Linked DNA regions of Homo sapiens: region 1 is linked to region 2. Evidence: read pairs that join two places in POLR2A ChIA-PET (ENCODE). Cell type or tissue: B cell. All regions are shown on one strand. Links, peaks and the distances in the headings refer to the core of each region. The heading gives the core; the rest is flanking DNA. Region 1 overlaps PPFIA4 (PPFI scaffold protein A4). Region 2 overlaps SYT2 (synaptotagmin 2).

Region 1 (4,368 bases), core at 369-4,368, 460 kb after region 2:
TGTCCATTGTTCCTGCTAGTCCCACTCTGCCTGCATCAGCTCTGAGAACATGGGGTGGAGGGAGATTGGGCATGGCTTCCAAGCAGGGTGGATAAAGGCTCTGAAGTGTGGGGTGGGGAGGCCTGTGCAGAGGGGGATCCTGTAGGGTTGTGGCCCTGGGTGCCCTGTGGCAGAGATGGTTATTTTGGAGACATGGCTGGCATGGGTGAGGGGGGCAGGTGGCAGGGGGCTGCCTGCCATGTCCTTTGGAGGAGACTGCATCTGCTTGGTGGTCTGCCTGACCCATCCCTGTTACAGGGTGATCTCATCTGATCCCATTAGTGGTAGGCAGCCTGAGAAACAGGTAGGGCAGATGTTATTATTCTCATTTTACAGATAAGGAAACTGAGGCTCAGAGGGGTCACTCACCTGGTACAGGGTCACATAGCCAGTAAAATGGCAGAGCCAGGATTAGAAGCCAGGTGTCTGACTCCCGCCCGACATAGTACTCTTCTGGTATACTGGGCTACAGCCATTCGGAGGCCCCAGAAGGACAGGACAGTGTGTATAGGGACCGGCTGTCACCTCCCATGGGCTGAGGCAGAGGAATGCCTTGAAAGGTGAATGGTCATGCCAAGCCTACTTTGAGAAGATTGCGGTGGGCTGGGAAACAGTTCAACTGCAGGATGGCAGACCCAACAAGACTCTCCCCCGCCCCACACACCCCCTCCATCCGCCACCCAGAGACAGGGAATTTCAGAGTCGCAGGGTTTCCCGATTCACTGTACAGATGGAAAAACTCAAGGCTAGAAAGGGGAAGTGACCTCGCTCCCTCTTTCCAAAGGGGTGGGAGTGGTGCCCCTTGAACCAGCAGCGACTGGCCCCCTCCAGGCAGGGCGTGAGGATGGCAATTCCAACAGGGCCCTCGGGCCTCTGGTGTCCCCCATGGTGCAGGGGGATGACAAGGTGTTTCGCCGCGCGCCCTCCTGGAGGAAGCGCTTCCGGCCGCGGGAGCACCACGGTCGCGGCGGCATGCTCAGCGCTTCCGCGGAGACCCTCCCGGCGGGCTTCCGTGTGTCCACCCTGGGGACCCTGCAGCCCCCACCGGCCCCGCCAAAGAAGATCATGCCTGAAGGTGAGTAACAGGCGGGCTGGGCATGGCCGAGGCCCAGCCGAGCGCGGGCTTCTTCCTGGCACCCCAGGGCCGGGCCGGGTGGAGAGGGGCGAGGCCGAGGCTGGTGCCCCGCGCTCCTGCGCTGCAGCTGCACTAACGCTCCGCGGGGAGCGTGTGTGCGCACTAACCCGCCGCTCTGTGTGTTCTCCCGCGGCTGCCGACTTCTCCCAGCTGGGACGGCGGGGTCGCAGAGACTGGAGACCTCCACGGTTCGGACCTACTCCTGCTGACCCCCCATCCTCCCGCCCCGGGTCTGACGGGGGAGTGCCCGTGGCTCGGGGTAAGTGGGCCAGGCCCGGGGACGCGGGCACCTTGCTGCTGGCCCTCGGCCCCACGCACCTGCCCTTGGCTGCCGGCCTGGCCCTGCCGCTCCAGTCCCGCTTACCAGCACTGCCTGGCTTGCCCCTTCCTGCTTCGTCTGGCCTGGGGCGCTTTGCGCTTGGAGCACGCTGCGTTGCCGCTGTCGCACACATCCTACAACCTCTCTCGCAGATGCCCTGCAACCTGCCTCACAGTGCGATGCCTGTCTCTCTCTCTCCCTCAGCTCACTCCCACTATCTCTACGGACACATGCTCTCCGCCTTCCGGGACTAGCCATGGCCCCCAGGGCTGGCTTCCTCCTTCTGGGTTTCACAGGCTCCTCTGGCCCTGACCCCTCTTGCTCGTTCCCCTTCCTTCCGCAGCTCCTAGTCTCGTCCGTGACTTTCCGGTTGCCCTGGATCTCAGAATATATTCGTCCACCCCCTCGGCACCCCATTACCCCGAGTCCCACCGTGTGTCCGTTGTAAGTCCGGTGGATGTGGCTGGGGTTTCCTGGTATTGTGGAGGCACCCAGGTTGTCCATGCTTGGGATTCTGGGGGAAGGAGAGAAGGGCAGCTCAGGGTGGATGTGAAGCCACCCTTCCTCTTCTGGACCCAGCCTGGTCTGCACTGCAACCTCCACCAGGACCAGGATCCTGGGCCACAGGCTGGGATGGTCCTTCCAAGAAAGGGTCATTTCAGACGCAGCCCTGCTTGGGCTATTCAATCTTAGGGTGTCTATCCACGTCTGGCTGTGCCAAATGGTCTGGCAGCTGGTTTTGGCATCCCCAGCATCACCACTCTCCCAACCCATCACCGTGACTGCAGTTCCTGCCCCCATTCTCTTGGGGTCAGGGAGGGGCTGGGAAGGGCTACTGAAGGCCCCATTCTCCCACAGGATGGTGAGGCTGGGAGGAGGAAGACTGAGGTAGAGATTCCAGGCCCTGGCATAAGCTGAATCCCAAATTTGAGTTTGGGAAGAACCAGAGAGAAATGGATCCCTGAGCTCTGAGCCAAGGGTGAGGATGGGGAAACTCTAAGCTCCCACCTAATAAGAAGCATAGGCAGACCAGCCAGAGGGAGAGCCAATGGCCTCTGGTAGCCTTAAGCCCAAAGGGCAGTGGGAATGTCCCCTGCCCCAACCATCGGGTGGAGCTCCTGCTGGGCTATGGGGAAGGGAGGTTGTGCGGATCTTGACTCTAGGGCAGAACAGATCTAACCATGCATTGCTAGCTCTGCTCCCAGCATCCCTTCCCCTTCTCTCCTCCTCTGCCTCACTTCTTTAGTAATCCCAACCCTATAAAAATGAACCTAATGGGTGGATTGAATATACATTGAGCCCAAAGTCAAGTTTGGGGAAAAGGCAGACTAAGGCCTCCTTTCTCTGACCTCCCAGGAAGAAAATAGCTTCTCCTACAGTGATTCATGTCCCAGGTCCAGGAAATCCAATGTTGGTGAAGGCAGCCACTCTCTTGCTTGTCCCCAAATCACCTAACCCTCATCCAGGGCTATTTTGGTGGGCAGGGACTGCCTCCTCCCGGAATTCCTAAGATCCGCCCAGCTGCCACCATTTTCATTGCTTTCCCCAGCAGCATGATGGGAACCCAAGCTGAGGGATACAGGTCCTGATTTGGTAGGAATATTATTCCCAAGAAATACCCGCTCCTCACCTACTCCCTCATCCTACCAAGGTGCCTGAAAATGTTCAAGACTTATGTTCAGGGTGGGATGATGGAACCGAGGGCTTCATCAAAGTGAGAGGAAAGGAAAAGCATCTGGCATGTGTTTCTTGGATAGGGGCCAGTGCAGTGCCATCCTACAGGTGGCTGGAGCAGCTGCTTTGCAACCTGATCACCTTGAGTTCTGAGCAGGGACTAGGCTTGCAGGTGAGATAATGGGCCAGGGCACCCAGTCCAGAAGGAGCAATGGCACCTGGGCAGTGCCAGGGCTTAAAGCCCGCTGCTCCTTTTCGGTAGAGGAGAGGCCCATCACTGGTGTGGTGGGGTGGGCTCTCCCTTAGGCTTGGGCAAGGCAGCCACCTGCCCTTGCTCTCCCTTAGTGTTCCCTGGCCTCCCTGCCATCAGGTTGCTGGGAGTGGAGATGGAGGGATTATTGAGCAGAAAATGAGTTGGATGGAGATAAACAGCTCCCATCCCTGGGTAATGGATGGTAAGATGATGGAGATTCCTAAGATTGGTGGAGTTGGGCAATGCATAGCCATCTGACTCCTTCAGGGTGCTCTTGATGGGCTGGCTGTAAGGGAGACTCAGTCCCAGCCTCTCCCCTCTACAACTCCTGCCACTGTTGGCCATGTCGTAAGGCAGCAGCTGTGCCAGGATAGCTGGGTCCATTCAGAGCACCTTGAGAAGTGTTGCAGGGAGGTGTTAAGAAGAGAACTCTGTGCAAACAGTGATGGAAGGCTGTTGTCTTGGTGTATCCCTTGCCTCATAGTCAATATATTTTTTTTTTGGCGAGTCACCAGTGACCCGAGCCCTCCACACCAGCCTCCTGTATCTCATCAGGTCCCTTCTCAGTACTGTATTTGCTCAGTGCATCAGGAATGGGTGTATGGGTGTGTGTGGGTGGGTGTGAGTGTGGGTGTGTACGTACCAATAAACAACCTGGTTTTAAGACAATGTACAAATGGCCTCCAGTCTTTTTTTTTTTTTTTTTTTTTTTTTTTAACTCTGAACTCACCTGAGATTTCCAGCTTCTTTCACAGTTGTAAAGGCTGCTGTACTCTGGAAGGAAATGTCACAATTTTCAGAACTTGTAGTCAATAACTATTTATTTATATAAGCACAGGACTGATAGATTAATGTTTGGGTTGCATGTGCCCAGTAGGTAGAGGACCAGATAAGGAGAGAGGAAACTGATGTCTTCCTTCATCTCGCTCACCTGGTCAGGCTGTCACC
Region 2 (4,382 bases), core at 228-4,227:
CATTTCCATATGAATTTTAGGACCACCTTGTTAATTTCTACAAAATAGCTGGAATTTTGATAGGCATTGTGTTGAATCTGTAGATCAGCTCAGGGATCATATCAACAACATTGAGTTTTCCACTATTTTCCCACTTATTTAGACCTTTAATTTCCTTCAAGATTGTTTTGTAGTTTTCAACTACACATCTTGCACTTCTTTTGTTCCTAGGTATCTTATTCTTTTTGATGTCATTATAAATGGAATTGTTTTCTTAATTTCACTTTCAGATTGTTCGTTGCTAGTGTATAGCAATATAATAGATTTTTGTATCTCAGTCTTGTACCCTGCCACATTGCCGAACTCATTGGTTCTTCCTTTTTTTTTTTTTTTTTTTTTTTTTTTTTCCAGACAGAGTCTCGCTCTGTCGCCCAGGCTGGAGAGCAGTGGTGCAATCTCGGCTCACTGCAACCTCCGCCTCCTGGGCTCAAGCAATTCTCATGCCTCAACCTCTCTAGTAGCTGGGATTATAGGCATGTGCCACCATGCCCGGCTAATTTTTGTATTTTTAGTAGAGACGGGGTTCCACCATGTTGGCCAGGCTGGTCTTGAACTCCTGACCTCAGGTGATCCGCCTGCCTCCACCTCCCGAAGTGCTGGGATTACAGGCATCAGCCACCGCGTTCAGCCTGAAATCATTTGTTCTAATAATTTGTGTGTGTGTGCATGTGTGTGTGTGCTGGTGGAGTCCTTAGGATTTTCTATATATAGAATCATGCAAATGAAGATAGTTTTCCATTTTCTTTTTCTTCCCTAATTGCCGTGGCTAGAACTTCCAGTCCACTGTTGAACAGAAGTGGTGACAGTGGGAATTCTTGTCTTTTTCCTGATCTTTGGGGGAAAATCTTTCAATCTTTCTTCATTTAATATAATGTAAGCTGTGGGCTTTTTGTAGATGCCATTTATCAGTTGAGCCTAGCTCCTCCATTCTACCCTTGCCGCTGGATTGGCAGTCCTCCTCCCCTTTCTGCAGACAGCTCCCCACAGCCGGTCCACGGTCCCTGCAGCACCCCACCCTCTCACTCTCCACTGCAGGGCAGGCAGGAGGCAGCACAGGCTGGGGGAAGAGGCTGAATGTAGTCCCAAGAATGCCAACCACTTGTCATTTGACTCCAAAAATCCCTTTGTGAAACTTGATTTCTTCAATATAAAATTGTGGAAAATAATACCTACTTTTCAGAACTGCCGTGAAAATTTTAAAAATAAATTTGGTTGTGTCTGGCACATAGAGGGCATTCAATAAATGTGGGTTGGATGTGAATCTGAGAAGTGTTCATTGAACCTTATCTGAGGCACCTGGAAGTGGCCCTGGCACCGTAGAGGGACCCAAGGTTCATGGTGGATGCAGGCCTTCTCTCCAGACTGACCGTCCAGAAATGGTCCTGTAGCAAAGTAAAGCTGCTTGGTGTCAAATAAACCAGCCAGGAATGAAGACGCTTAATGCTCCTGAGGTTCAGGGAATCTGCAGGCCAGGAATGAAGGGGGAGAACTGCATCTCAGGAGTGTTGGAGTCCCAGAAAAGGAGATTAGACTTCCCTCTATACCCAGCAGGAACCACTGAAGGGTGCTGAGCAGTTATAAGTGGGGTTTGTGAAGTTAGCTCCATGGGGAGTGGAGCAGGGAGGTTGGTTCCACAGACCAGAAATGGTAAAGACCTGCACTAGGATGGGAAGGTAAGGAATGGAGTAGAGAGAACAGATGTGAGAGACACATTCATTCATTCACTCACTCACTCAAGTATTTACTGAGCTCATATCATGCTTCCCTCATGGAATTTACCATGCACTTCACATAAGTGCATATAAAATTGTAATTATGAGAAGTGCAAGAAAGGAGAGCCATCTGGTGGTGGTGAGCATTTATAATGGGGCATACGTGAATTAATCTGGGAAAGCAAAAGTGCTTTCTTGAAAAATTGATGATTGAACTGAGACCTGAAGGGTGAGTATTTATCCAGGTAAAGAGGAGATGAAAGGGCAGCCTAGGCAGAGAGCACAGCCTATGCAAAGGCCCAGAGGTGGGATGCAGTGTGGTGAGTCCAAAGCCTGAGAGAAGGCCAGGGCAGCTGGAGTGGATGGATCACGGTTCAGGGTGAGGCTGGCAGGCCGGGCAGGGCAGGATCAGGAGCACCATAGGCCGCGTCAAGGAGTTTTGTCTTTCCCAAAGAGGAATGAGAAGCTGTGGGAGGCCTTTTAGGGTGGGGGCAGGGGTAACATGTACAAATGTATATTTTAAAAGTTTCGCTTTGGCTGTCGTGAGTAAAAAGACTAGGGTGGAGCATAACTCCAGAGGAAAGCGGGGAAAGAGTTGAAAACAGCCAATAACAAATGTCATCCCCGAGCTCTTATGAAAGACAGACGGCATTCCCGGGGAATCCACCAGAGGAAAATGACTTAGAGCTGCAGAGAGGGAATGTGGGGAGTCCATGAAGCAGCAGCAGCAGATTGGAAGCTTTTCCAGACTCCAACAAAACCAGGAGGCCATAGCTGCCCAGACAGCAAGGGAATAGAAGATGCCTGAGGAGGCTCATGTCAAAGGCAGGCATGGGCAGTGGGCCCAGAGAGTGGATGGGGTGGATTCAGGGCCCGTCTCTCAGTTATGCACCCAGTACATGGCACCAGGTGCTGAGACCAGAAGCCTTGGGGTCATCCTTCCCATCCATGTGGGGTCACCCCCCCACATCCCAGGTGTCTGCAAACTCATCAACCACCCACAATGCCTTCCAAATCTGGCCACTTTCCACCCTCCAGCTGGAGTACCACAGTAGCCTCCTATCTGGAAGCTTCCACTCCCCTCCACTCAGCCTGATCTCCACACTGCAGCCAGACTGATCTATTTAAAACCCTCCTGTGGCTTCTTGTCACATTTAGAATAAGATCCCTGCCTGGCCTGGCCCCTGGCTGGCTCCCACAGGCATTTCCTGTCCTTGCTCTCAGTCACGCAGTTCCTGCCATGCTGGCCTCTTGCCACCAGCCACAAACCCACCAAACAGACCCCCATCCCACAGTCTTGGCACTTACTCTCCCTCAGCCTAGAATGCTCTTCCTGGAGAAGTCTCCCTGACCTCCCTGGGCCACCATCAGCCCCTCTAGTCTTCTTTTCCCACCATGGTCCGTGGTGCCTACAACTTGTTCGCAATTCCCCACACTCCCTTGGCATTTCTGTGGTATTCACCTGGCAAAGCGCCAGCCCTGGAGAAATCCCACTGACAGCTTTCTCCTTCTCCATGGCTACCCCCGACTGCTGAGCCCCCTGGTGAAAATCCCCCCACAGTACAAGGGCAGCCTGTATCCCATCAATCCCCAGGATCACCCAGGCCCTCTGCACTGCACAGAAACTGCAGGAAACGCCTCCCCACCAGCTTCGCCTCCTCCTCCAGTTTCCGCAGGCCTGTGGCTCCCTCACACCCCTCCTCTCTCTTTGCTGTTATTTTAAAGAAAAGCAGAAGCGAGAAATCTCTCAAAATGTCCCAACCTTGGGTCAAACCACAGACCTTTCCTCCTGACCCCTTGTGAGTTGAGGGCTTTTCCTCTGGTTAAGCCAGTTCCCGTTCCTGCGCAGGATCCCTCCTGACTTCTCAGGAAGTCTTTGCCATCCCTGCCCTTTCTTGTGCCTAACATTTCCCCCTTCCCTCAGCTGAGGCTGGACCAGTCCAGTTTATCACATCACCCACCAAAAATGAGCCCCACCTGCTGCCTTGTTCTCCCCTTCGTGACCACGCACACACACTTGCACACACATACACATATGCACACACATATACACACGTGCACACACACGCACACATGGTCCCCATTTCGTCACGTCCACCTCACTCGTCAGCCCCTCCATTGTGGCTTCTGCCCCATCCCTCTGCTGAAGTAGCTCTTTGTAAAGTCATGGATGATGAACACAAGGTCACTAAACCCAGGGCGCATTTTCATTTTCCTTGAGCTGGACCCCTGAGCTGTGGTCAGCTGGCCGCTGCCTGCTTTTGTCATAACTGTGACTACTCCTCCTTCGGTTGCCTCAGGCTTGCACTTGAGGTCCTTCCCTTCTCAGCCATGGTGTCTCCCTGCGTGGTTCCTTCTGCACCCAGGCATCAGTGCCATCCTCTTCTGTCAGAGTCAAGCCACTTCCGAGCTCCAGGCCCACAGGTCAACTGGCCCCCGACATAGCTGCCTGATCTTCTGGGTCTCCTCTTGCTCGCCTCCAGTCAGTTCCGTATTTGCCACCAAGGCAATCTTCATAAAATGCAAAGCCAGTCATGTCGCCAAAAATGAAAAGCCATCCCAGGGAGACAGGCCGAAAGCCCTAGCGTGGCCTACAGCCCCTCATGCTCTCCATCCAGCAGCACCTCAGCT

What was found. Peaks named below come from ENCODE experiments on the same cell type or tissue, not always from the same donor. Only the 100,000 strongest peaks of a DNase experiment are listed, where the experiment ranks them.
Region 1: POLR2A ChIA-PET joins it to region 2 with 14 read pairs; 1 of 35 experiments calls an interaction of 5 or more read pairs at or near these places.

What each region holds. Positions count from the first base shown.
Region 1 is chr1:203,074,644-203,079,011 of GRCh38, forward strand. PPFIA4 (PPFI scaffold protein A4) reads left to right here. Exons shown (of 30, transcript NM_001304331.2): 29 at 934-1,114; 30 at 1,698-4,093. The coding sequence ends at 1,747. Among named protein-coding and RNA genes, the nearest start is that of MYOPARR, 7.0 kb to the right of the region's middle. RefSeq lists an enhancer at 1,176-1,911. In B cell, for the core only: no CTCF peak of the experiment used is centred there; no DNase peak of the experiment used is centred there; H3K4me3 peaks cover 791 bases; H3K27me3 peaks cover 2,459 bases.
Region 2 is chr1:202,612,712-202,617,093 of GRCh38, forward strand. All of the region lies in intron 1 of SYT2 (synaptotagmin 2), which reads right to left. Among named protein-coding and RNA genes, the nearest start is that of SYT2, 96 kb to the right of the region's middle. In B cell, for the core only: no CTCF peak of the experiment used is centred there; DNase peaks (open chromatin) are centred at 1,888, 2,694 and 3,520; H3K4me3 peaks cover 1,398 bases.